Linked DNA regions of Homo sapiens: regions 1, 2, 3 and 5 are each linked to region 4. Evidence: chromatin loops called from intact Hi-C (ENCODE). Cell type or tissue: PC-3. All regions are shown on one strand. Region 1 has its middle 10 kb from the start of MAP4K5. Region 2 has its middle 9.0 kb from the start of SAV1. Region 3 overlaps ATL1 (atlastin GTPase 1). Region 4 has its middle 12 kb from the start of ABHD12B. Region 5 overlaps NIN (ninein).

Evidence for each region. Peaks named below come from ENCODE experiments on the same cell type or tissue, not always from the same donor. Only the 100,000 strongest peaks of a DNase experiment are listed, where the experiment ranks them.
Region 1: a loop joins it to region 4, with 13 times the contacts of the local background. A loop is called at or near these places in 21 of 110 quality-filtered maps.
Region 2: a loop joins it to region 4, with 3 times the contacts of the local background. A loop is called at or near these places in 6 of 110 quality-filtered maps.
Region 3: a loop joins it to region 4, with 13 times the contacts of the local background. A loop is called at or near these places in 14 of 110 quality-filtered maps.
Region 5: a loop joins it to region 4, with 4 times the contacts of the local background. A loop is called at or near these places in 16 of 110 quality-filtered maps.

What each region holds. Positions count from the first base shown.
Region 1 is chr14:50,540,337-50,545,336 of GRCh38, forward strand. It overlaps a transcript of MAP4K5 not described here and a transcript of ATL1 not described here. Among named protein-coding and RNA genes, the nearest start is that of MAP4K5, 10 kb to the left of the region's middle. In PC-3, a CTCF peak has its summit at 2,719 (motif pointing right); a DNase peak (open chromatin) is centred at 2,785.
Region 2 is chr14:50,674,802-50,679,801 of GRCh38, forward strand. No RefSeq gene overlaps it. Among named protein-coding and RNA genes, the nearest start is that of SAV1, 9.0 kb to the left of the region's middle. In PC-3, no CTCF peak of the experiment used is centred here; DNase peaks (open chromatin) are centred at 1,010 and 2,940; H3K4me3 peaks cover 1,067 bases; H3K27ac peaks cover 2,222 bases.
Region 3 is chr14:50,616,738-50,621,737 of GRCh38, forward strand. It overlaps ATL1 (atlastin GTPase 1), which reads left to right. Exons shown (of 14, transcript NM_015915.5): 9 at 3,862-3,989. Among named protein-coding and RNA genes, the nearest start is that of SAV1, 49 kb to the right of the region's middle. In PC-3, a CTCF peak has its summit at 3,013; DNase peaks (open chromatin) are centred at 3,014 and 3,774.
Region 4 is chr14:50,857,601-50,862,600 of GRCh38, forward strand. No RefSeq gene overlaps it. Among named protein-coding and RNA genes, the nearest start is that of ABHD12B, 12 kb to the right of the region's middle. In PC-3, a CTCF peak has its summit at 3,054; DNase peaks (open chromatin) are centred at 2,521 and 3,091; H3K4me3 peaks cover 1,300 bases; H3K27ac peaks cover 546 bases.
Region 5 is chr14:50,797,603-50,802,602 of GRCh38, forward strand. All of the region lies in intron 4 of NIN (ninein), which reads right to left. Among named protein-coding and RNA genes, the nearest start is that of NIN, 31 kb to the right of the region's middle. In PC-3, no CTCF peak of the experiment used is centred here; DNase peaks (open chromatin) are centred at 2,639 and 4,269; H3K27ac peaks cover 2,953 bases.

The DNA of each region.
Region 1 (5,000 bases), 320 kb before region 4:
AGAAACCTAACTGAAATCTCTGTAACAGAGATTCAAGACATATTACCTGAATCTTAGACATAAACCAATTCACAAACCTGGAGTCCCTTAATTAAGGGTGAGGGCGGATGTCTTTGAGGGAGAGTCCCATAGTGCAGCCAGGTATAAACGGTGACTTTTCCCCAAGGCCATTTCCAGAGGTACTTGTAGCCTTTTACCAGGGTGATTGTGAGCTAAGGAATGGGTGATTCTCATACATTCTGGAGGTTAATTGATATTAGCTCTAAATAATAATCTCTGCAGTCTCAAAATACCGCCAAAATTCCAGTGATTAAAGTAGAGATTTAAGAAAGTCAAGTGGGACTAAAGATCCACTCTGGAGTTATTTTTCCAGTCCCAAAATATATGTGAGTATAGATATATTGAGTAGCAGAATTCCTACATTAGGTTTCTAGGGAGCTATTATGATAGGTAGGAACAAGTGTAACCTCCCTAGCTAACTTCTTACCCATGCCAAAGTAGAATACCAAGATTAAATTTGATCTCCAGGGAAATTACAGAGATTAGTGCCACCATTAAAGATATGAAAGATACAAGTCTTTTCCTTTTAACTCCTCTTGGCTTGTGCAATAGCCAAATTAGTTTTGGAGAATGTGGATTATTAAAAATTTAATCAAATGTTGATGCTAGTCATAGTTGTGGTTCCACATATGGGGGATCTTTACTAGAGCAAATCAGAACAGCTCTTGGCACCTAGAAGGTAGCTATTGACTTGAAAACTAGAAAGTAGCTTTCTTTTCAATTCCCGTCAGCAAAAATAATCAGAAGCAGTTTGCTTTCACATGATTGCAACAGCACTGTCATTGTACTACCTCAGGGATATTTAAAGACTTCTGTTCTATGATAGAGTATCATTCCAGAGGGACCTTTGTTTCCTTGATATCCAGTAGAATATCATGGTAGTCTTTTATCTTGATAACATTATGCAAATTGCACCTTGTGAGCAGGAAGTAGCAACCACCCTACATACTTTAAAAAATACCACTAATACCAGAGAACGAGAGATAAACCCAGTTCAGGAACCTGACACATTAGTGACATTTCTAACAAGGAAGTAGTGCTCTACCTTGTATCATCCACCTTAAAGATGCACAGTGTTTGTTTGGCCTGTTTGTATTTTGAGACAATGTACTGCATTTGCTACTCTTTGACCCATGTAACCTGTATGACTGCCACCTTGTTCATATCACTTGGAACTACATAATGTACTACAGAGAAGGCTATGATGCAAGCTGCCCTGACACTTAGGCTTTAGGATTCAGCAGACCCAATGGTAAACAGGAAACTGTATGGAGTCTCTTGCAACCCCAGTAGGAGAATCCCAATGCAGACCCCTAGGATTTTGGTATAAGAATATGCTGTTGGCCAGGCGCGGTGGCTCACGCCTGTAATCCCAGCATTTAGGGAGGCCGAGGCAGGAGGATCACGAGGTCAGGAGATTGAGATCACGGTGAAACCCCATCTCTCTAAAAATACAAAAAATTAGCTGGGTGCGGTGGCGAGTGCCTGTAGTCCCAGCTACTTGGGAAGCTGAGGCAGGAGAATGGCATGAACCCAGGAGGCAGAGCTTGTAGTGAGCCGAGATCGCGCCACTGCACTCCAGCCTGGGCGACAGAGCGAGATTCCGTCTCAAAAAAAAAAAAAAAAAAAAAAAAAAAAAAAAAAAAAAAAAAGAATATGCTGTTATCTGCTGACAGCTATTGTCTGTTTGAAAGGCAACTCTTGATTTACTTCTAGGTCTTAGTAGAGGCTAGACTCCTGACCACAGGATACTAAGTAACTATGTGACATTAACTGCTCTTTAGAAATTGGGAGTTACCCTGCATGTTCTCACTCATAAGTGAGAGTTGAACAATGAGAACACGTGGACACAGGGAGGGGAACATCACACACCGGGGGCCTGTGGTGTCGGGGGGAGGGGGTTGGGGGCAAGGGGAGAGAGAGCACTAGGACAAATACCTAATGCATACGGGACTTAAAACCTAAATGACAGGTTGATAGGTGCAGCAAACTACCATGGCATATGTATACCTGTGTAACAAACCTGCACATTCTGTACAGGTATCCCAGAACTTAAAGTAAAATTAAAAAAATAAAAGAAAATAAAAGAAATTGGATGTTACCTAATTTACTGGATCGTAAGTTGAACATGGGCAGCAGAATTCCGTTGTCAAATGGAAGAGTATACACTGAGGTGGCCTGAGATGATCTGGAAGACACAAGTAAATCATATGGAACAAATGTCCATTGGACCTGCCCTTACTTCTTTGCCACCTGTTTTTTTTTCAACCCATTATCTATAGGCTCATAGCCATTTAGCAGGGGAAGAAAAAGTTTAGGCTTGGTTTATTAATGGTCTGCATAATATGCTAGCACCAACTTGAAGCAGAGAGCCACAGAATTCTGTGCCCACACCATAATGGGGTGGCCCTGAAAGATAGGAGGAGAAATTCTCCCAGTGGATATAACTTTGAACAATACATCTGGTTGTCCTCTTTTTTAGGAAGAAGAGCTGATCTGAGGTATGGATCTGTACTGATTCATGCACAGTAGCTAATAGGTTGGTCAATTACTTGGAAGGAAGAAGATTTGAGATAAGGAAGTCAGTGGGAGAAGTATTATGGATGGATTCTTAAAATTGCCCAGAATGTGAAAATAACTGTGAACTACAATACTGCCCAGCAGAGGGCATCCATCTCGATAGTTATACAAGAAGATCTGTTCTCCAGGTGTCAATCAGCCTCTTTACACAGTCACTCTAGTGCTTGCTCAGTGTGCCTACGTGACAATAGGAATGTAAGCTAACATTAGATTCAACAATGTAGACTTCTACTTGCCAAGGATAATTCAGTTACTGCCACTATGGAGTGATTAATCTGCTTATAGCAGAGGCCATTGCAGAGATCCCAGTATGATACTGTTCCCTTGACAGATAAGTCAACCATCTGGTGGCAGTTTAATTTCACTAGATTCCTTTCATTATAGAGGGAAGAGTGACCTGTCATCATGGGAATAGATACATATTCTAGGTAGAGGTTTACCTTCCCTGCTTGGAAAGCTTCTATTAGTGCCACAATTCATGGGCTTATGGAATGCCTTGTTTTATCACCATGTATCACAAATATCTTTGAGCAAGAAAGTAATTTTATTATGAGAGAAGTGTGGCAGCAGAGTCATGCCCATGGAATTAACTGATCTTACCCATCACTCAGGAACAGCTAGTTTGATAGGATAGAGGAAAGTATGCAGAAGGATCAATCGTGGTGCTGGCTGAGAGAAAACCCCTGTAAGGATGTAGTATAGGACTCAACCCAGTCACCATTATATGTTGTCATCTACTCAATATTCAGAATGCATGGGCCTGTGAACCAAGAGGCAGAGGTAGGAGTGGCTCTTCTATTATTCCTAATAACTCTCTTGAAAGTTTTTTTCTCTACAACTTTGTCTCTATTATATTGTCCCTATAGGATTGGACTTGGTGAGTTTGGAGGCCCTAGTGCCCAAGGGATTGATACTTTCCCCAGATGACATGGTCACAATTCTATTTAACGGGAAGCTGAAACTGCCATCTGGCTATTTTGGAGTCTTCAGATCACTAAATCAACAGTTAGAGAAGGGGGTCATTGTACTGGTTGGGGTGATTGATTCTAACTACCATGGGGAAATTGGTTATTGCTCCGCAAAGGAAACAAGGAAGACTATGTCTGGAATCCCAGGTATTCACTAGGGTGTCTCTTAGTATTCACATCTCTAATATTACTGGACAGTGGGAAACTGAAGCAACCCAATGAAGATGAGAGCACTAAGGACTTGGATCCTCTGAGACTAAGGTTGGGTGACCCCACCAGATGAGGTATGAGTTAAGGGTTATGGGAAAGTGGAAGCCATGATGATCACTTTGGCCCTTGGGCCCAATAACTACCCTCTTTTCTCTGTCCTTACTATCAGAACCACAATTTTGTTGACCTCTTCCAAGTGGCTATGTCCATCAGGGGAGACTGAGACACTCCCCCGTCTTAGGGAATAAATCTTGATTGGTCTAGCCTCATTTTTCTTATTAAAGGAATGGTTTAGGCTTGGACAATTCTGGACAATGACACAGGAGGAAAAGTCTGCTGGAGTGCTTCTAGGAAGGTTTTCCTTGCTATTAACAGGGTACACAAGACACAGACATGACTTATTCTGTCTCTAGGCATGGATGTCTGCTTCTGATGTGACTAGAATGGCAACTGCCATTTTGAAAACATAAGAGGAGCCAGCATTAGAAAATAAGGTGGCTGGGCGATGGTGGCTCACACTTGTAATCTCAGAGCTTTGGGAGGCTGAGGTGGGAGGATTGCTTGAGCTCGGGAGTTTGAGACCAGCCTGGGGAACATAGTGAGAACTCATCTCTACTGAAAGTTGGGAAAAAATTAGCCAGGCATGGTGGCATGACGCTATAAATGCAGCTACTCAGAAGGCTGAAGCAGGAGGATTGCATGAGCCTGGGAGATGGATGCTGCAATGAGCTATGATTGTACCACTGCACTCCAGCCTGAGTGACAGAGTGAGACCCACTCTCAAAAAAAAAAAAAAAAAAAAAAAAAAGAAGCCAACTATAATGTAACAGGTCCCTCACCAGATTACTGAAGGGTGTGTGTCCACTGCTTGAACTCGGAAGGCCAGGCTGTGAGCCAAGGCCATGATGTCCAGCCAAGGAACAGGTGTTTCTGAGAACCCAAACATCATGGAGAGTATCTGGGAACCTACTAAGAAAAACAGTCTCATTGCTCAAACACAGTAGGCAAAGAGCCAGAAAATTAAAGGCAGTTTAGAGATGGAAAGTAGCACAGGTCTCTAGAGCTGTCCTGCTGCTGCTCAGGAGCGCCCTGTATGTAAGTCCTAATAAACTCATCTACTTGCCAATCTGAACTGTCTGAGTCACGTTTTGGTCTCAGCTCCCTCCCAGTTTGGGAGACCAT
Region 2 (5,000 bases), 180 kb before region 4:
CTGACATTTGTATATCCTACAAACCAAAGAACTAAATCTCATAGAGCAGCGTCCGGGTAGTAGGCCCTGATCCCTCAAATAGCACACTCACAAGTGTTTGCTTTTTTGTTTTGTTTTGTTTTTGTTTTTGAGACAGGGTCTCACTCTGTCACCCATGCTGGAGTGCAGTGGCACAATCACGGCTCACTGCAATCTCGACTTCAACCTCCCGGGCTCAATCCATCGTCCTATCTCAGCCTCCCAAGTAGCTGGGACTACAGGTGCATGCCACCACACCTGGCTAATCTTTCCATTTTTGTAGAGACCAGATATCACCATGTTGCCCAGGCTGGTGCCAAACTGCTGGGCTCAAGCGATCCTCCCACCTCAACTTCCCAAAGTGCTGGGATTATTAGAGGCATGAGCCATCATGCCTGTGTTTGCTTTTTTAATGTATCATTCTAAAATATAAGTATGCAATCAAGGATCACCAGAAATTTCAGGAAAACTTGCAACATGAGTGATAGCAACATAAACAGAAAAATAGACTACAAATAAAACAGGTAATTCAGAGTATAAATGAGTACTTTAAGCAACAATGCTTATTACTATCAACAGGATGATTTGCAAGAAGATATTGCACTCATAAAACAATAGGAAGCTATGAAAAAGAAACAGATCAGAACAATAAAGAGCTGTTGGAAATTAAAGATAGGGGTTGCCAAAGTAGAATTTTCAGAACAAAGTTAGGAAGATAAAGTTGAGCAAATCTCCCAGAAAACAGAACAAAAAGACTGAGATGGGAAATCTCAAAGAACAGAAAAGAGAAATAGGCTTTATACAAAAGGCCCAATATCCTGAAAACTTAAGTTCCAGAAAGAGTTAACAGAGAAAATTGAGAAGTATATGGCAGACTCACTTCACAGCAATAACTTAAACATACCCTGAGAATGACCCTATGATCTCAGAAGAATGTGTGTTCGAAATTCCAAGCTAAGGAATTTGGGAGTAGCCAACCCAGAGATTCATTCCTTATCTATGAGGAACATCTGAATCCCCAGCCCATCCCATGGAAGACAGGCCTTCCAGGAGGATTGAGGTCCTTTGTTTTGGGTTAAATGAAGCTTGTCAGGTGGAGGTTGTTAGGAGGAGGGTGCTAAGGGAAAATGCTACATAAACTGCGCACTTTTTACAGAGGGCAGTGGTTCTCCTGTCCAGCCCACTGCCACTGGACTACCCTGTATATGAGTCCCCTCAATAAGTCCTATGTCTTGTTTGCTGGCTCCAGTTTCTTCTTCGGCCTCTCAAACACGGTGCCATTCCTACTGAAATCAGTAGGGGTCTGGTGACAAGATGCCATCATCAAAAATGAACACAAGATATTTTTTCAGAGAGGGAGGAATTTCCCAATTGATAGGGTATCCCAAGTGCCCTTCGAAATAAATGAAAAAAGATCCATGTCTCAATGTGTTGTGAAATTTCAGAACATTAAGGGTAAAAGGAAGACCCTGAAAGGTTCCAGTGAAAAGATCTTAGCATTCTGACATTTGTATATCCTGCAAACAGAAGACAAAAGTATCAATTATGAAGGAATGAGAATCACACTAATGTCAGATTTTTCATCAGCAACAAGGATTTCTATAAGACTATGGAGCAATGCCCTCAAATAAATGAGGGAAAATTAGTTGACAATTTTATACCCATCAAAAAAGGTGAATCAAAATCCAAATGTCAATCAAAAATGAAAGAATAAAGACATTTTTTGGAAATAAAGGGACTCAGAAAGTATACTTTTCATGTATCCTATTCTAGTAAGTTACTTTAGAAGATAAGTTTTTAAAAAATGAGAGAATAAACTCACACAAAGGACAAAACAAAAACAGAAAAATAGGGACTCAAGAAATAGTGAATCTAACTCAGGAAAGTAATTTTAGTCTCAGTATCATGGTTGTATAGCAAGCCTGGAAGCCAATCAATCCAGAGTGAAATTGGCCTTTAGAGGACTCTAAAAGGAAGCTACCTAGGAAAAGATGAGATTTAAGAAATCTGTGTTAGAACAAATTACGAAGGTGATAAAGGCAGAAGATTCAGTGAAAAAAGAAAAGCAATGGGACATGAAAATTCAGGGAAATACAGCATTTTGGGACCTTCTGAGAAGACCTACTTTGAGAACAAAGAGATTAGATTTGATTTTGACAAACCAAGAGATTAGTCAAAATTTGAAACTCAGGATTGGAGAAGTAACTGTAAGTGAACAGGTGGTAATCATTGAATACATTTAACTACAGAAAAGCCTAAACAATGGTGAGAAATAGGGTTTTTAAAGAAACCAGGCCAGGCACAGTGGCTCATGCCAGTAATCCCAGCACTTTGGGAAACTGAGGCGGGAGGATCCCTTGAGCCCAGGAGTTTGAGGCCAGCCCGGGCAACACAGGGAGACCTTCCGTCTTTACAAAAAAAATGCAAAAATTAGCCAAGTGTGGTGGAACATGCCTGTAGTCCCAGCTACTCAGGAGGCTAAGGTAGGAGTATCAATTGAGCTCAGGAGGTTAAGGCTGTCATGAGCTGTGATCGTGTCACTACACTCCAGGATGGGTGACAGAGTGAGCCCGTTTCAAAAATAAAAAATAAGGAAACCAAACTTTGTTATGCATTTTCTCATGTTACCGCATCTTAAAAAATTTCAGTTTAAAGAGCTCAGTATCTTTAACAACAACCAAAATTATACATTGAGTCAAGACAGGTCTAAACAGGACATTGAATGTCAAAATCCTGTGCCTTTGGCTGGCAATGCTGTTTATTTCGTGCTGATCAGGATTGAGGAACTAGAAATAACAATGTAGACAAAGAGCAGATTCAGTGGAGTGAGGAAATGGGAGGGGATGAACAGGAGGTTGTGGTCAGAGGGGAATTTCAGAGTTTTAAATAGTTATCAGGTGTGACCAAATTAGCTCGTAGTTGGAGTAGAGGTGGAAGTAATGAAATTGAGAAAGGAATGTAAAGGTCGCATGTTAGAAAACATGGAATATGGTAAAACAAACAACAAACTAAGCCATTGAAACAGGATGAAGGGACTGTCCTGCAAGTAGTAGAGAAGGAAGAGGAACGGCGACATAAATAAAAGGCATAAAAATAGATTTCTTTCTTATGATTCATGTATTACTCAGAGGCTTCTGAATTCCTAGAACTTCTATTGAGATTTCCAAATCAGTTAGTAATAATATTCAAATATTGTATTTCACTGATGTGCTTTACTGTTAATTTCACAGTGCTATTAGAGGCCTAATGTCTTCAGATAAATTGATGTCAGAGCTTCCACAATAGTCTGTTGTCAATTTAGAGTATGGGTAGCTTTGCATGTTAGGGCCAAATGATCTCAGATGTAATTAGTTAATAGAACTGTGGGTGATCAGAAGTTAAGGATCTTGAGATGGAGAGAATGAGCTGGAAGTATCCAGGTGGGCCCAATGCCCAACGTAATCACAAGAGTCCTTATAAAAGAGAGTCAGGAAAGTGGTGACAGGAGACGTGAGGATAGAAGCAGGAGGTTGATGAGGTGAGCCAAGCAGGCAGCCAGTCTCCAGAGGCTGAAGAAGTCAGGGAAGCGGATTCTGCCCTCAGAGCTCCCAGAGGCAGCCACCCTGCCAACAACACCTGGGCTTTAGCCTCCTGAGACTGATTTTGGACTTCTCATCTCCAGAATTGTAAGATAATGAATTGGTGTTGTTTTATGCCAGTAAGTTTATGGTAGTTTTTACGGTAGCAACAGGAAACTAATACGAAAAGTTTGCAAATGGTTTCAGGGTTTTGATTGCCAAATTTTATCAGCAGTGTGTGAATGCCTGTCTTTAAATTTTTAACTGACACATACATATTATGGAGTACAGAGTGATATTTTGATGCGTATGTACAATATGTAATGATCCAATCAGGGTAATTAGCATTATCTGTAACTTCAAATATTTATAATTGCTTTGTGGTGGGAACATTCAAAGTCCTCTCCTAGCTATATGAAAATATACAATAGACTACTAACTATAGTCACTCCACAGTGTCATAGAACACTGCAATTTATTTTTCCTAACTGTAGTTTTGCATCCATTAACCAGCCTCTCCCTATCTTCCCCTCTCCCCTACCCTTCCCACCCTCTAGTAATCACTATAGTTTTTTAGTGTCCACATATGAGTGAGAACATGCATTACTTATTTTTCCTTGCCTAGCTTATTTCACTTAATATAATGTCCTCTAATTCCATCCATGTTGTTGTAAATGATATGATTTAATTCTTTATGGCCAAATAGTATTCCATTGTGTATATATACCACATTTTCCTTAGCCATTCATCTGTTGGTGGATTTCATGTGCGTCTGTGTGAGGAGACCACCGAACAGGCCTTGTGTGAGCAACAAGGCTGTTTATTTCACCTGTGTGCAGGTAGGCTGAGTCCGAAAAGAGAGTCAGCAAAGGGTAGTGGATTATCATTAGTTCTTATAGGTTTGGGGATAGGCGGTGAAGTTAAGAGCAATGTTTTGCGGGCAGGAGTGGATCTCACAAAGTACATTCTCAAGGGTGGGGAGAATTACAAAGAACCTTCTTATGGGTGGGGGAGATTACAAAGTACCTTCTTAAGGGTGGGGGAGATTACAAAGTACATTGATCAGTTAGGGTGGGGAAGAAACAAATCACAATGGTGGAATGTCATCAGTTAAGGCTATTTTTACTTCTTTTGTGGATCTTCAGTTACTTCAGGACATCTGCATGTATACGTGCAAGTCACAGGGGATGCGATGGCTTGGCTTGGGCTCAGAGGCCTGACAGTGGACACTTAGGTTGATGCCATATTTTGGCTATTGTGACTAGCACTGCAATAAACTTGGGGGCGCAGACGTCTCTTTGATATACTGACTTCCTTTTCTTTGGATAAATACCCAGTAGTGAGATTGCTGGATCATATAATAGTTGTATATTTAGTTTTTGAGGCACTTCCATGCTGTTTACCATAATGGCTATATTAATTTAC
Region 3 (5,000 bases), 240 kb before region 4:
AAGGCAGCTTCAATTTCCATAAAAGTTCCATTTTAATGAGACTTTTATATCTTACAAGACTGCTGCTAAAGCCCTCTTTTGTGCAGAAATATCGTACTTTGCCTCCGTGTTTCTTTGGGCAGTTTTGAAAGTCTGCTATCTACATTATTTTTCTGTCCCACGCTGAATCTTACAATTTGGTGTGATTTCTATCCAGGATGTCTTGTCAGCTGACTGTGATGTTCTCCAGAGGGCTGGCATCTCACTGGTTGCCTCTAGTGAAGAAAAGTCTCCGAATAAACAATTATGCAAAAGTTGTTCTTTGATAATAGTTTCTCATATACTCTTTCACACACAGAAATAACTTTCTAGCTCATTATCAATAGTAACCATTGTTATAATAACTATTTGTTCATGGTCCCTCAAAGTATTGCAATTATTATTGTCTTACCTATTTCTAGTGTTATTAAAAACTGATAATAATATGATTAAATTTAACTACTGTTAATTTAAGAACTTCCCAAAAGGAAATGAAAAAGATTAAAGGTACTGAATCACATTCATTTATGCTTCATTCAACCAGCTTTTATTGGGTGCTTACTGAATACCTACCCTAGCACAGCAGATACAATTTTTTAAATAACAAGGAGTTATCCTTTTTTTTCTTTTGAGGTTGCTCTGCGTTATAGTACCATATGTAGAATGAGCAGGTAGCCACATTATAAGATGTGGAGCTGCTTCCTTAGCAGCTGCAGTTAGACTTGAGAATGCATAGTCAAATGCGTGTTTCCAATCACTTATCAGAATCAGGAAATCCTGAGAAAATATCTTCCTTTGTTAATTTATACAGCAATACTATACTAGTGCATCTGCCCTGTGGAGTTCTTATAAAGCATACATCGTATTCTCAATTATTGTGTCAGGTAACCACCACTTTGACCAAGCCCCTAAAGTCCTTGGAAGATTTTGCCCTTGTGGAAAAAATTACTGAAGAAAATTACTGAACATAATTCTGAATCAGCTATTCATATATATTAATTGACCACTTGCAAGGCCAAAGCTTATTAATGCCCCTCGGCAAATCGATTTGAACTGGTTTGCAGATTTTCTGGTTCATGTCTTTACTGTGTTCAACTAACATTAGCAAGAGCTCACCACCTACGTATGTTATGAATATATTGTTCTTATTTTCTGAATCCAAAATTGGAATACCTAGCATTGGTTCCAATGAGAACAAAGAGGGCTACTGCCATCTTCAGACACATTTTTAATCCAAATGTATGGTTAGATGCTGGTTACTTTAATGATAATTAATTACCACACTTGCTGGTGCATTAACACACAGTCGTATCTTATTCCATTCCAATTGTATAAGGAATGTTTGGGGGCAGAAATTTATATACAAGTTCTGAAAGTGATTTTAAAGTGGTTTTATAAGAAGAAAACTTTGTTTTATTCAGAAACTGAAGAATTCATACATTCTAGGTGTATAGTAATATTCTACTAAAGATGAAAAAACGTAAAATCATATAGCAAAAAAGAAACCTATTAGTGTCAGTGAATACAGATACATGGCAGGCAATAAAACACAAAACAGGAACGTGGTAACATAAATACAAATATCAGTATTGTAGTCCAGTGAATACTAGTAACTAAAAAGCAAACCACAATAATAAATCTATATATAGTACAAAGCAAAATTATCAGTGAAAATTGGTACAATGCAAACAGCAAAATAAGTGAATAAACTCCACTGCAAGTACCTGTAAATCACGGTCACTAGAATTTCAAAGTGGCACAAAACATGAAACAAAATAACTTGGAAAGATATCCAGCATCATGCTTGTGTGTGTTATAAAAGAAGTAAAGAAAACAAATTCTAACATAAAATAGTATTTCAATGTAGCCCCAATGTTATAACTGGGGCTATAATAAAGGGGAAAATGCAAACACAGTCTTAAGTTTTGAATCTTTAAGGCCTTCAAAATCACCAACCCCAAAGCCTGAAAACTCTAACTCTGCTAAAATTTAGATTTTTAAAAATTACAGGCAGTTACTGAATTTACTTAGAAATCAAGCAAGTCACTGGACAGATCTTGCTTTTTTACATAGTATGTGTATTTTTCCATATATATATAATGTATGTGTGTGTGTGTGTGTGTATATATATATATATTTTTTTTTCTTTCTTTGAGACAGGGTCTTGCTCTGTCGCACAGGCTGGAGTGCAGTGGCACAATCTTGGCTCACTGCAACCTCCGCTTCCTAGGTTCAAGCGATTCTCCTGCCTCAGCCTTCCGAGTAGCTGGGACTACAGGCATGTGCCACAATGTACAGCTAATTTTTTTTATTTTGAGACGGAGTCTCCCTCTGTCGCCCAAGCTGGAGTGCAGTGGCGTGATCTCAGCTCACTGCAACCTCTGCCTCCCGGGTTCAAGCGATTCCCCTGCCTCAGCCTCCAGAGTAGCTGGGACTACAGGCATATGCCACCCACGCCTGGCTAATTTTTTTTATTTTTATTTTTAGTAGAGGTGGGGTTTCACCGTGTTAGCCAGGATGGTGTCGATCTCCTGACCTCATGATCCACCCGCCTCAGCCTCCCAAAGTGCTGGGATTACAGGCGTAAGCCACTGCACCCAGCCGTGTACAGCTAATTTTTATATCTTAATACAGACAGGATTTCACCACGTTGGCCAGGCTGGTCTCAGACTCCTGACCTCAAATGATCCACCTGCCTCGGCCTCCCAAAGTGCCGGGATTACAGGTGGGAGCCACTGCACCCGGCCCCAATTTTTCCATATATTTGAAATAACAATTTAAGAAATTGTCCCTGTGTTCAGAAGACTTCTCTCGTGATCTGTTTTCTATATTACTTTGCTAAGTCTGTAATGTTAAGCTTTAACCTACTGCTACAGCTTGGGTTATGTGTAATCAATTATATCAAACATGACAACTACATACTCATACTACCTCTCATCTGCTTAAGTGGCCTTTTCTTGCTATTTTATTTTGTGTTGCTGAGTTCCACCACTAGAGGTAGCATCATTGTCACTATCTTTTTGAACTCTGCAGTCCAGTTACCACAGCTTACCCAGTTTTGTACAGTTCTTAGAAGGTGGGCACGCTATGCACGGAGCAATTTTTGGATACATTTTCTGGAGGGAATGCATTATAATAAGCCAGTAAAAATCTGGTCTCTTCCCCATTTATGAGCCTATATATATAAAACCACAAACAAGACTTAAAACATGAACTGGTTATGGCTGGGCACGGTGGCTCATGCCTGTAATCCCAGCACCTTGGGAGGCCGAGGCGGGAGGATCATGAGGTCAAGAGATCAAGACCATCCTGGCCAACATGGTGAAACCCCTCCTCTACTAAAAATACAAAAATTAGCTGGGCATAGTGGTGTGTGCCTGTAGTCCCAGCTACTCAGGAGGCTGAGGCAGGAGAATTGCTTGAACCCAGGAGGCAGAGGTTGCAGTGAGCTGAGATTGCACCACTGCACTCCAGCCTGGGCGACAGAGCAAGACTTCATTTCAAAACAAACAAACAAAAAAGCAAAAACAAAACTTGAACTGGTTATATGAATGGGCTACATACAAAGCATACATGTAAAATCAAGCAAGCTAACTTATAATATCAAGAAAGCTAACTTATAGGTGGAAGACAAGATACATATGAAACGGGAGTGGAAATTTGGGCAAGGAGAATCATTCACTGTGAGAAGAGCAGGTTTCAGGAGTCGCTTAAATGATGGGGAAGTGAGTGATGGCATTATCACTGGGGAGGAAATGGGGGAGATCAAAGGATGTTTTATTCTGTGGCATGGAGGACTGGGAAGGATTCCAAAAATAATAATGGATTTGCTTTTACTTGTAGAAATAGATGATGAATTCATCAAAAACTTGAAAATACTGATTCCTTGGCTACTTAGTCCCGAGAGCCTAGATATTAAAGAGATCAATGGGAATAAAATCACCTGCCGGGGTCTGGTGGAGTACTTCAAGGTATCACTCTCATTTCTAGAGCATTCGTGGGATAGATTTGACATATATTGGATCGTAATTCCTATAAACAAAAATTATAGACCCGATAATATGGGAGCAAAGGTACGAGGAATCTATAAAAAGGATTTTAAAAATCCTTTCTAAAAAGCTTTTTCAAAACCTTTCAGAAAGCTTACTTTCTGAAATTATTCTTTTGAGGAAACTACATATAGGTAACATTATTGTCCCCTTTTATCTTGAGGGAGCTGTATTTTGAAATATGAATGTAAGAGTTGGAAAAGTCTTTTGGGGGGATGGGGTGTTTCCCAGGGTCCATGGTCTATTCTGAATTTTACCTTCATAATTCTGAAGATTTTCCCCAAGGGGATACCTTCCTACTGAAGAAAATACTTCCCCATTTCTTACTCTCTGCACCAAGAGCCAATATGAAGTGGAATTATTTTAAATTTGCATTTACCTGTTTACCTTCCTTAGATAGCACTGAATACTTTTTACCAGCACTGAATACTTTTTACCAACCCGTATATATCCTGGAGAATTTCAGTTACCAACCCAATTGTGGACTGATGCTCCAAGGACTAAAATATCAATTTTTAAAATTCATGTTTTGTCATTTAATATGCTATCATATAGGTTCTGTGTGATCTGTTTACCTTCATGATTGTCAGCAATAAATGCCATGTTATTAATCTAAAATATGAATTTTTACTGCGTGTAACACTGTGGAGGTGCTTACAATTTGGTAGGAGATTCAGGACCTTCACAAGGGTCTGTTCCATAAAGCTTATGACATCAGCAGGGTACAGATTCCTGCGGGTAACTGAAAAGGGCGTTACTCCCGGCAGAGGGGTCTAAGAACATTTTAAAGGGAGTGGCATTGAGTTGAGCCTTTAAGAAGGGCCAGATTGGCAGACAGAGATGTTTGAAAAAGGCATTTCAGGAAAGGGAAACAACATGAACTAAGAAAAAAGGGAATTTAAGTATGAGAAAGATAAAATAGTTATAAGTTCC
Region 4 (5,000 bases):
ACAGGCTCATCACTTACCTGTGTCCTGCATTGAACATGTAGTCCTCCAGGCAGGGAATGTGGCACCCTCATTCATAACCCAGGTGCTGCCTAGAGCCAGAAATTTACTTCTCACAGTTTTGGAGATTGGGAAGTCCAAGATCAAGGTTCCGGCAGATGTGCCTGGTGAGGGCCTGCTTTCTCATAGATGGAGCCTTCTCTCTGTGTCCTCACGTGGTGGAAGGGGCAAACGAGCTTTCTCCTGCCTCTTTTATAAGGGCACTAACCCCATTCATGAGGGACCTAATCACCTTCTAATACCATCACCTCTGGGGTTAGGCTTTCAGCATATGAATTTTGGGCAGACACAAACACTCAGACCATAGCAGAGGCTGAATGGAGAGAGAGAATACAAATCAAAGGACAAAAGTTCTAATGAAGATAAAGAACAGCTAGTTCTCTTCCCCTCTCTGGACAATTTGCTTTTCAGAGTATTGTAAATACGTGGACTTATCTTACTGTTTCTCTGAGTGGTCCTGTCTGTACTGAGTCCTTTCCTGGCCAATGCTTGGGCCTGACAGCATCAGATTTCTGAAAAAGAGAGGAAAAAAAAGTCATGGGAGAAGGGGGGCTGGGCAGAGGAAGGAAGCTCTCAGCCTCCTCCTCAAAAATAGGTCTCCAAGGACACTATAGCCATTTCAAACTCTTTTAGCTAAAGGGACCACAGCTGTGGGAGCAAGAACTTATATATATATACATATAAAAAAATAAAAATATATATATATTATTTTTATTTTAGTATTTTGGAGACGGAGTCTCGCTTTGTTGCCCAGGCTGGAGTGCAGTGGCACGAGCTCAGCTCACTGCAACCTCTGCCTCCTGGGTTCATGCAATTCTCCTGTCTCAGCCTCCTCAGTAGCAGGGACTACAGGTGTGTGCCACCATGCCCGGCTAATTTTTTGTATTTTAGTTTCACCGTGTTACTCAGGATGGTCTGGATCTCCTGACTTCATGATCCACCTGCCTTGGCCTCCCAAAGTGCTGGGATTACAGGTGTGAGCCACCGCGCCTGGCCCAACTTAAGTATATTTTTAAGAACAGAAAAAACCCACTTGCTGTGCTGAGTCCTGGCTGAGGCATGTCCAACATAGCAATAGTCCTGACTTTAGTTAGAGCTGTCCTCTTTCCTTTATTTTTTACATTACAAAATAATTCATTTCCATCCTGGCATGGTGGCTTGCACCTGTAGTCCCAGCTACTGGGGAGGCCAAGGTGGAAGGATCAGTTGAGCCCAGGAATTCTAAGTGACAAAGAGCTATGACTGCACCACTGCACTTCAGCCTGGGCAACAGAGTGAGACCCCCATCTTTAAAAAAATAAAAGTTGCACAATTAAAGAAATAAATACAATAAATTCATTTCTTGGGAAAAGATTAAACAATACAAAAGTGTGGAAAATAAAAAGCAAAACTGTATAAATAAAAAGCCTTATTTCCCTGATCCTAGTCCCCAGAGATAGTCCCTGTCTCAGTGTGGATTTTAAATACGCATATGGAGGGTCAAAGTTACAAATCCAATATGGCATCGGAAATGTAAAATTATGCCTAGACTTGTCTAGAGAGTCGAGCTGGATGGAAATGCTACAATAAATGCACATTTCTTTTGTAGTGGAAGAAATAAGCTATCTAGAATACAATACATACAAGGAACTCTTTTGATCAGGGAGGGCCTGAGGTTCAGGAGTGGCTGTGCAGTTTGACTCCTGGCTCTGAGCTTTCTCACTGGCTACTCAACAGGTCACTGCCAGGTAGTGTCCCACACCCAGACAGAGGGGTAACCAACCACCCAGTGCAATGAGGCTGCCCATCCTGGGGGAGCTGGATTGTTTGGTTTTAAAATGCCTGGGCTGGAAGTGCATGCTGGGATGGGGGGAAGCAAGCTGACCCGGGGCTGAGCAGGAAGGGCCCAGGAGCCTGCCTGGGAGCTCACCCCTCCCCAACCCTTCTCTTTAAAGCCACCATCATTCTTCCAACTTGTCAAGCCACACCAAGGCCAAGGGAAGCACAGCACCGGTAGGCTAGGGCTTTGGAAAGCAGAGGCAACAGCTGTGCGAGGGGAAAGCTCCGGGCAGGAGGCAGCCCTGGCTGAGTCTAAAAATAAAACCCGGCCTGACAGCCTGACAAAGGGGCTCTTGTCAGGCGCAGCAAGAGGGGCTGTCCTGGCCGCCCTTGTGAGGCTGTTCTGGGGCCATGTGGGGAATCCCTCCCTTTCTGCCTTTGGGGTGTCATTCTCCAACGGCCTCTTCAGGTGGACCAGGCTGTCCTCAGTAAACAAGCCGCCTCAGCTGGGGGTTTAAAGATGGATCGGCCGCGCCACTGCACTCCAGCCTGGGCGACATAGCGAGTATCCGTCTCAAAAAAAAAAAAAAAAAAAAAAAAAAAAAAGATGGATCGGCTGTGGTACCTTTGTGTACAGACTCTCCTGTCTGCAGTGAAAGTGAAACCGGGTACACGCCCATCTTGCTCTTCAGAGATGGGCGATCTGCCTGTGCCATACTAGAACAGCAGCTCCAGATAGGCAGGGATGAAACACATCCGTCTTTGGGAAGGAAGAAGGAGTGCCGCTGTGTTTCCCCATTTTATAAAAAGGAGCCCTTGGAACCGATTTGCTCTCAAGATGTTGTCAGCTCCAGGCCAAAGTGGGCTCCCCACAAAGGCAGTCCTTTTACTCTCTGCACCGCACAGAGCTCGTTTTCTGAGCCTGTGGGGTGGGAATATCCCGCCTGTGCTCCCCGGGTTTCAACTCGGCTGGTCAGGAGGAAGTTTCTCAGCTTTAAAATGATCAAATTCCTCAACGGATTGAAAAAAAAATGTCAATAGAAAAAGCAAAAACATCAGGGAAATTAGAAAATTAAGCACTAATGAGGAGCAGGAAACATCTGCTAGAAGGAATTCCTCTAGTATTTAATTTTAAAGGTTTTAAAAATGTGTATCTTTTTGGTGTAAATAATTTTAAAACAGAGCTAGCCGGCATCTCAATCTCTAGATTCAAACTTTCTGGCTCCAAGGTGTCACCATTGTTTGTGCTGCTCATCAGCTCACTGCTGCCCCCGCGTGTCTGATCTAAAAATCACAACACAGAGCTTGTTATCAATTTTATGCTTTGCAAATAAATGGAGAAAAGTCCCACCCACCCCCGCCCCCAACCTATTAGCTCCCATGACAACAAACGGTATAGAATGAAAGCAATGTTTTAGCTTGTTAGTGACAGCTGCATAACCCAGGTGAATTTTCAACAAGTCTTTCATTCGAGAAGATATCATTAGATTACTTTTTTTTTTTTTTTTTGCAATTCATTGAGCCTTTGCTGAAAGGATAAATTTAATTCTTAGAGGGAGTGGTTATGGTTATATTAGTGATGTAAGTCTTACTAATGATATCCTCTTCCTGAGAAACTACATGAGTTACTTATTGACCTGCATTAGAGTTTATTTTATAACATTACATAAAAACCCTACATTTAAGATGATTGAAAGTTTGCTTTCAATCACAAAGAGTCTGTGATGTGAGAGAATTTCTGACATAAGGCTCAAACATTAACCAAAGGGCAGCTTCTTTGTGTTCACCTGGTACCTTTGTCTGTAGTGAGCAGATTGGATCACTGTTTTGATGTGAAACTAGTCTGCCTCTGTGATTTCTACTGAGGACCAATTTTTCCTATTTCTTGCTCATCTATGTAGTTTATCTGAGCCACTTTTTGCTTTATAAAAACTGGGACCACACAGAATATCATGCTGCTCTAGAGGCAATTTGGAAAGTGCCTTCCATCCTGAATAGATCAGGGGGACTGCTTCTTTATGCAGAAAGGACACAGTCCCCTCTTCAACATTACCTGTATGGAAGAAATGGCCACTTGTTCCCAATACTCACACCAGAATCTTCCTATATATACTTTAGTGAGACTTCCCAAAGTCATCCACTAAAACCTGAATGCCATTTATGGATCTTAATGATCTTTCACTGTTCAATCTAAAAACAGCTCTGGAAGAGAGGGCTGAGGCTTTACCTCCTACCAAAGCAATCAAACAAGTCTGGTTAAAGTCAGTGCCCACATAGGGCCTATGGGGGCAGATTCTTTTAGATCCAACCCCAGTGTACTCCCAAAGGAAAGCTGTGAAGGGCATGGTCTGAATGGGCAGCTGATATTACTGTAAGAAGAGCACTTGGTAGAATGTTCATCATGTCTTGGAATTTTTTCAGTCACCTGTGTGAGGTTCCTGTGAACTAGGTTAAGACCAGCTTTACCACTCTGCAAGGTAAGGCAGAGATTATGGGTCACAAAATGAGATACAAGTTCAGTATTTCTTGGCTATTGACATTGCTCTGACCAAGTCTTCCCTGTGTTTCTAGTAACATTCCAGGTTCAGCACATCTACAGACATTTAACCCTAAGAGGCAAGGTGCCTATCAATGTCTGGAAAGGCAGCTGACAACCTTGGCAGCAGGGACTTGAGAATTTCTACATAGGAGGAGTGCTGAGGTGACTGGAGAGAATGCCTTGAGGTTGCATTTGCATTCAAGCACACTGTTTTCTATTGTGTATTTATTACGGGCGGCTCTGAGGGTCGCTGTTGGAGCTGCCCATTGGAACTGTCATTGAAGAGAATTCAGTTGGTCATTCTTTCAGTTTTTCAAACAATAGGCTCATTCTAAATATAGAAACATGGTGTGAAGAGTTTATTCAGCCTAAGTTGAAGTCTGTTCAACAGACCAGGGGATCTATGGTTGTGTAACAGTTTTAGAAATCTGAGTAGGGAGACGCCTGCAATGCCTGCAAGTCTTCAGGCTTGTCAGTTCAGCCTGGAGAGGTCCCCTTCTCTAAGTACTCTCAGGAGGGAAGAAGCAGAGGTCCTGGAGTCCAAGCCTGCCTTAACCTTGTGTCTTTACCTTTGCCACTGACCCCTGCCATGTCCATTCTCCTGACCACCATCCAGTTGGGACCATGCTACTTAATTGCTGTATGT
Region 5 (5,000 bases), 60 kb before region 4:
ATCCCACCTCCTCGCCTATGCTGAATGCACCATCACACAGGGATTACACAGTGAAAATGCAAACCCACGCCTGATTCTAAATAAGAGAAGGGAAGAAAATCCAAAGGAACACTAAGACCAAGAAAAATACAGACAGAGACCAGTGGAAACTGACACAGAGAGACAGATATGGAGAGAGAATGAGACAGAGACTGAGACCAAGAGAGGGAAAGAAGTGGGTGGGGAAACAGGAGATAATAGGGACCTAGAGGCCTATGGAGGGGTGGGGAAGGGGAGCAAGAGATATAGATGTGGGAAGACCACCAGGAAGGGAAAGAGTGGAGTGGGAGACTGAGGAGGAGGAGGGGAGAGATGAGCTGGGGTGGAGGAAAGAAGGGAGTTGGGAGGGGAACGTCTCAAGGATGGGAAGGGAGAAGGGGAGGCCAAGAAAGGTTAAACATTAAAAAGGCATCAGCAGAAGCTTTCTGACATGATCTGCCTTTCCTTTTGCTTCCCAGTGCACTCCCTGCCTCTAGGGCCATCACCAGCAAGCAGCCGCACCACACTTCTGTGTGCACTAAGCCCTTTCCAATTAGCACCTCCCTCCCCAACTACTTCTCTCTCCTGGAACCTCCACACAAGATGCAGATGTTTAATTAGGTCTTTCAGTTCCTCCCTGAATGCAGTGACAGAATCTTAGGCGCAGTCTCCACCCAGTTCTTAGCCACCTGAATGATGCTTCTTGCTGGAACACAGGGGCTTCTGGACACAAAAGTAACAGGGTGGCTTTGATTAGCCTTGCCCAGGAGGAAGGCTTCCAGGGGAAAGTTACCACCCCCCGAAGGTGCCTAAGCTGGTGGATGAGTGTGGCAAGGCAAGCCCCAGGGCTGACTGGATGGTCTAAGTCCTAATGCAATTGAAGATCAGTCAACAGGAATAAAATCTTTGAGTTGATAATGATTATATAATTGTTTCCCCAACCTTTTCATAGGAGGATCAACCAGCAGATCTCTGTTAGGATGCCTGCATCTATAGCCATTTTTGGGAAGAAGGATGAGATACACTTTTTACCTAATTGAACCCTCCCCATTGTTCAAGGGGAACTCAAAACTCATTTCTTTCAAGTAATTTCTTGGCACCACTTTCATGGAACCGTTTCTCCTCTACATTTAGTGTGATGCACACTGTCCATAGCTCCCTATTTATTTATTTATTTGAGACGGAGTCTCGCTCTATTGCCAGGCTAGAGTGCAGTGGCACAATCTCAGCTCACTGCAAACTCCACCTCCCAGGTTCAAGCGATTCTCCTGCCTCAGCCTCCCAAGTAGCTGGGACTATAGGCACGTGCCACCACACCCAGCTAATTTTTATATTTTTAGTAGAGACGGGGTTTCACCACGTTGGCCAGATGGTCTTGATCTTTTGACCTCGTGACCCATCTGCCTCGGCCTCCCAAAGTGCTGGGATATGGCTCCCAATTTCATAATAACCATAGTCACATTTTTCTAAAAGCATTTTACACGTTAGGATTACCTACCCGGATAGACTATAACACTTTCCATGGGAAAGAGCTGTGCTTTGGAATCAAACGGACCTGGACCTGGACACAGAGTTCATATCAAGGTTGGGAGTGCCGAACCTCATGAAGACTTAGTTTCCTCATCTGGAAGGAGGGAAAACAATAGGCGCTTCATGGAGTAAGGTCAACATCAGTCTAGCAGCTCTGCCCAGGGAGCTCCAGCCACACTCTGGTCCTTCCACCGGGACTCCTGTGAAGCCAGTGGTGGCCCAAAGCCATCGGGCCAGGGAGAGGTGTCCAGCATCAAGCAACCATGGGAGCAGTCAGCAAGAGTCTCTCAGTCCTCAATCCTGAAGAGTTCCTCAACCTCAATTTTTGGTAACAGGTAAGATTAGTGTAATGACGTTATCCAGTTCGTCACCTCAGAAACTGGAGCTGCTCTGATCTTATTCTTGCCCCAATTTTCTCATTAGTCTCCTTTCCCTGCATCAGTGAGCTGATGTGAGAGGAACACACTGATTTTCTAGGATTCCCTGTAGAAAACCGTCATCCTCATGTCCCGTTTGGAAACCTTCTTATATATCCACTAAGGTTGAAATAAAATATAGACATGGCTCACGCCTGTAATCCCAGCACTTTGCGAGGCTGAGCCAGGCAGAGGTCAGGAGTTTGAGACCAGCCTGGCTAACATGGCGAAACCCTGTTTCTACTAAAAATACAAAAAATTAGCTGGGTGTGGTGGTGCATGCCTGTAATCCCAGCTACTCGGCAGGCTGGGGCAGAAGAATCGCTTGAACCCGGGAGGCAGAGGTTGCAGTGAGCCGAGATTGCACCATTGCATTCCAGCTTGGGCAACAAGAGCAAAACTCCGTCACAAAAACAAAAAACAAACAATATATATACACATACACACACACACACACACACACACACACACACACACACACAACTCCCAAGTAAACTGTTTCATTATCAAAATTCTCACCAGCCCTATTTATTTAATTTTAAATTACATGAGTATTTCTTGCACATATACATATTTTTAAGTTGCCTTTTACCCTTAGTAAATTTCCCACATAAGTATTCTTTCATAGCACAGTTTAATAGCTACTTAGTCATTGTTTACATAGATAGAGCACGATTTGCCTATGAATACACTGTCTAATTTCTTCACTTGCTTTATACAGGCTGACTATCCATTATCTGAAAGGCTTGAGATCAGAAAAAAGTGTTTCAGATTTTAGGAAATCTGAAGTATATCAGTTGAACAACCCAAATCTCAAACTCTGAAATCTGAAATGCTCCAATGAGCATTTCTTTTGAGTATCATGTTGGTGCTTAAAAGTCTTGGATTTTGAAACATTTCATATTTTTGGATTAGGGATGCCCAACATATATATTTTTTCACTACTTTAAATGACTAACCTTATACACACATTTTTATGTACATCTATAATTATTTACATAGCATAAAATCTGAGAGTAGCATGGATTAGCCAAAAGCATTATTACAGTTCTTGGTGCCTATTATCTTAGGTAATCCTAGAAAGGTTCTATCATTTTACAAAACATCAGTGGGGATGAGTGTTTCCAATTTCAGGATTAGAAGCACAATCCTAATATCCTCTTTTGTTGTTGTAGTTGGCACTGGTGGTGGTAGTGGTTTGCTTTGCTTTTTTCTTTGCTTTTTTTTTTTTTTGAGACGGAGTTTCGCTCTGGTTGCCCAAGCTGGAGTGCAATGGTGCAATCTCGGCTCACTGCAACCTCCGCCTCCTGGGTTCAACCGATTCTTCTGCCTCAGCCTCCTGAGTATCTGGCATTACAAGCGTGCACCACCACGCCCAGCTAATTTTTGTATTCTTTAGTAGAGACGGGCTTTCACCATGTTGGTCATGCTGGTCTTGAACTCCTGACCTTGTGATCCGGAGTGATCCCACCTCAGCCTCCCAAAGTGCTGGGATTACAGGCATGAGCCACTGCGCCCGGCTTTTTTTTTTTTTTTTTTTTTGAGACAGAGTCTCGCTTTGTCACTCAGGCTGGTGTGCAGTGGTGCGATCTCAGCTCACTGCAACCTCTGCCTTCCAGGTTCAAGCGATTCTCCTGCCTCAGCCTCCCGAGTAGCTGGGATTACAGGCGCCTGCCACCACGCCCAGCTAATTTTTGTATTTTTAGTAGAGACGGGGTTTCACCATGTTGGTCAGACTGATCTCAAACTCCTGACCGCAGGTGATCCACCTGTCTCACCCTCTCAAAGTCCTGGGATTATAGGCGTGAGCCACCGTGCCCAGCCTGTTTTGCTTTTAACTCTTGGAGAAAACTTCTGGTCCTCACTGTTAGCATTTCATTGATGCCAGCAGAACAGGGACTAAGTTCTTACTTACCTTACTTAACCAACAGAAGACAACAGAACGAGCCTTTGGGCCATCTGTGTGTAATATCTCCTAAAATCAGGGACTTCAGCCAGACTTCAGTGCCTAACCCAAGGCCTCTGAACATAGTTATAAACACAAATCTTCAATCACTGAAATCAATAGCTAGCCTAGTGACAGGCCATAAGACCTGGTTCAAGGCACAATTGCTGAGTAAATGAAAAAATGTCTGTTAACTGTATGTATCACTTCTTCAAAATATAAAGAAAATAATTACAATTATGGCAGTCCTTGAAACTAGGAAGGTCTGTTACAATGAAACAATCATCTGTACCAAAACAATGCCTGGTCCTATTTTTCTAATGAGTTGGCTTTTTCAAACCTGAGGTTTTCCCCATGAATAAACAAAGAGACATTTCCAATGAATCACATCAAGGAAGAAAGAGCTTCCTGCATTATGCTAACATCTACTAAAGAACAGAAATCTAATGCAAGATGCATCAAATGAGGACAAAATCTCTGGAGAGAGGATCCAGCTGGCATGTTGATGCCATGTAGCTTGGAGCTTGTGCCAGCATTTCCATTACAAAAATCCTATAATCCAAAGCCACGGCAAATTGAATAAATAGCTAATAATTAAGTTGTTGCCCCTCTCCTATTCCAGAAAAATAATTTAAAAATTAGATTGTACACATAGATATGAAAGAATTATGCCACTGGCAATGCTAATCAGTTTGGAATTTACAAAAGACTTCCTACATCCCAATCCATTTTTCTGCCTTTATCTGAATTTCAATATTTTTCACTGTGTTGTTATTATTATAAAAATTGCTTTTTAGGGGAAAAACGCTAAGATTCTTAGAATTATAAATATCTGAGTTAAAAAGATGCTGAAAATAATCTAGTCCATATCTCCTGATTCTAAAAATAAAGAGACTGTACCTCAGAGGAGTTATAAATGGCAGAGCCCAAGACTATAGAAATAACTTAATTTCATCTCCTCTCAAATCCCATGAGAGCTTTGTTTTTATAGAATTTATATACAACTGCCTTTTATTAGGAGGCTATAAAAACATGAGATATACTATGCATTTGTCCTTGGGAAGAAGAACTTTATAGTTTCAATGAATGTT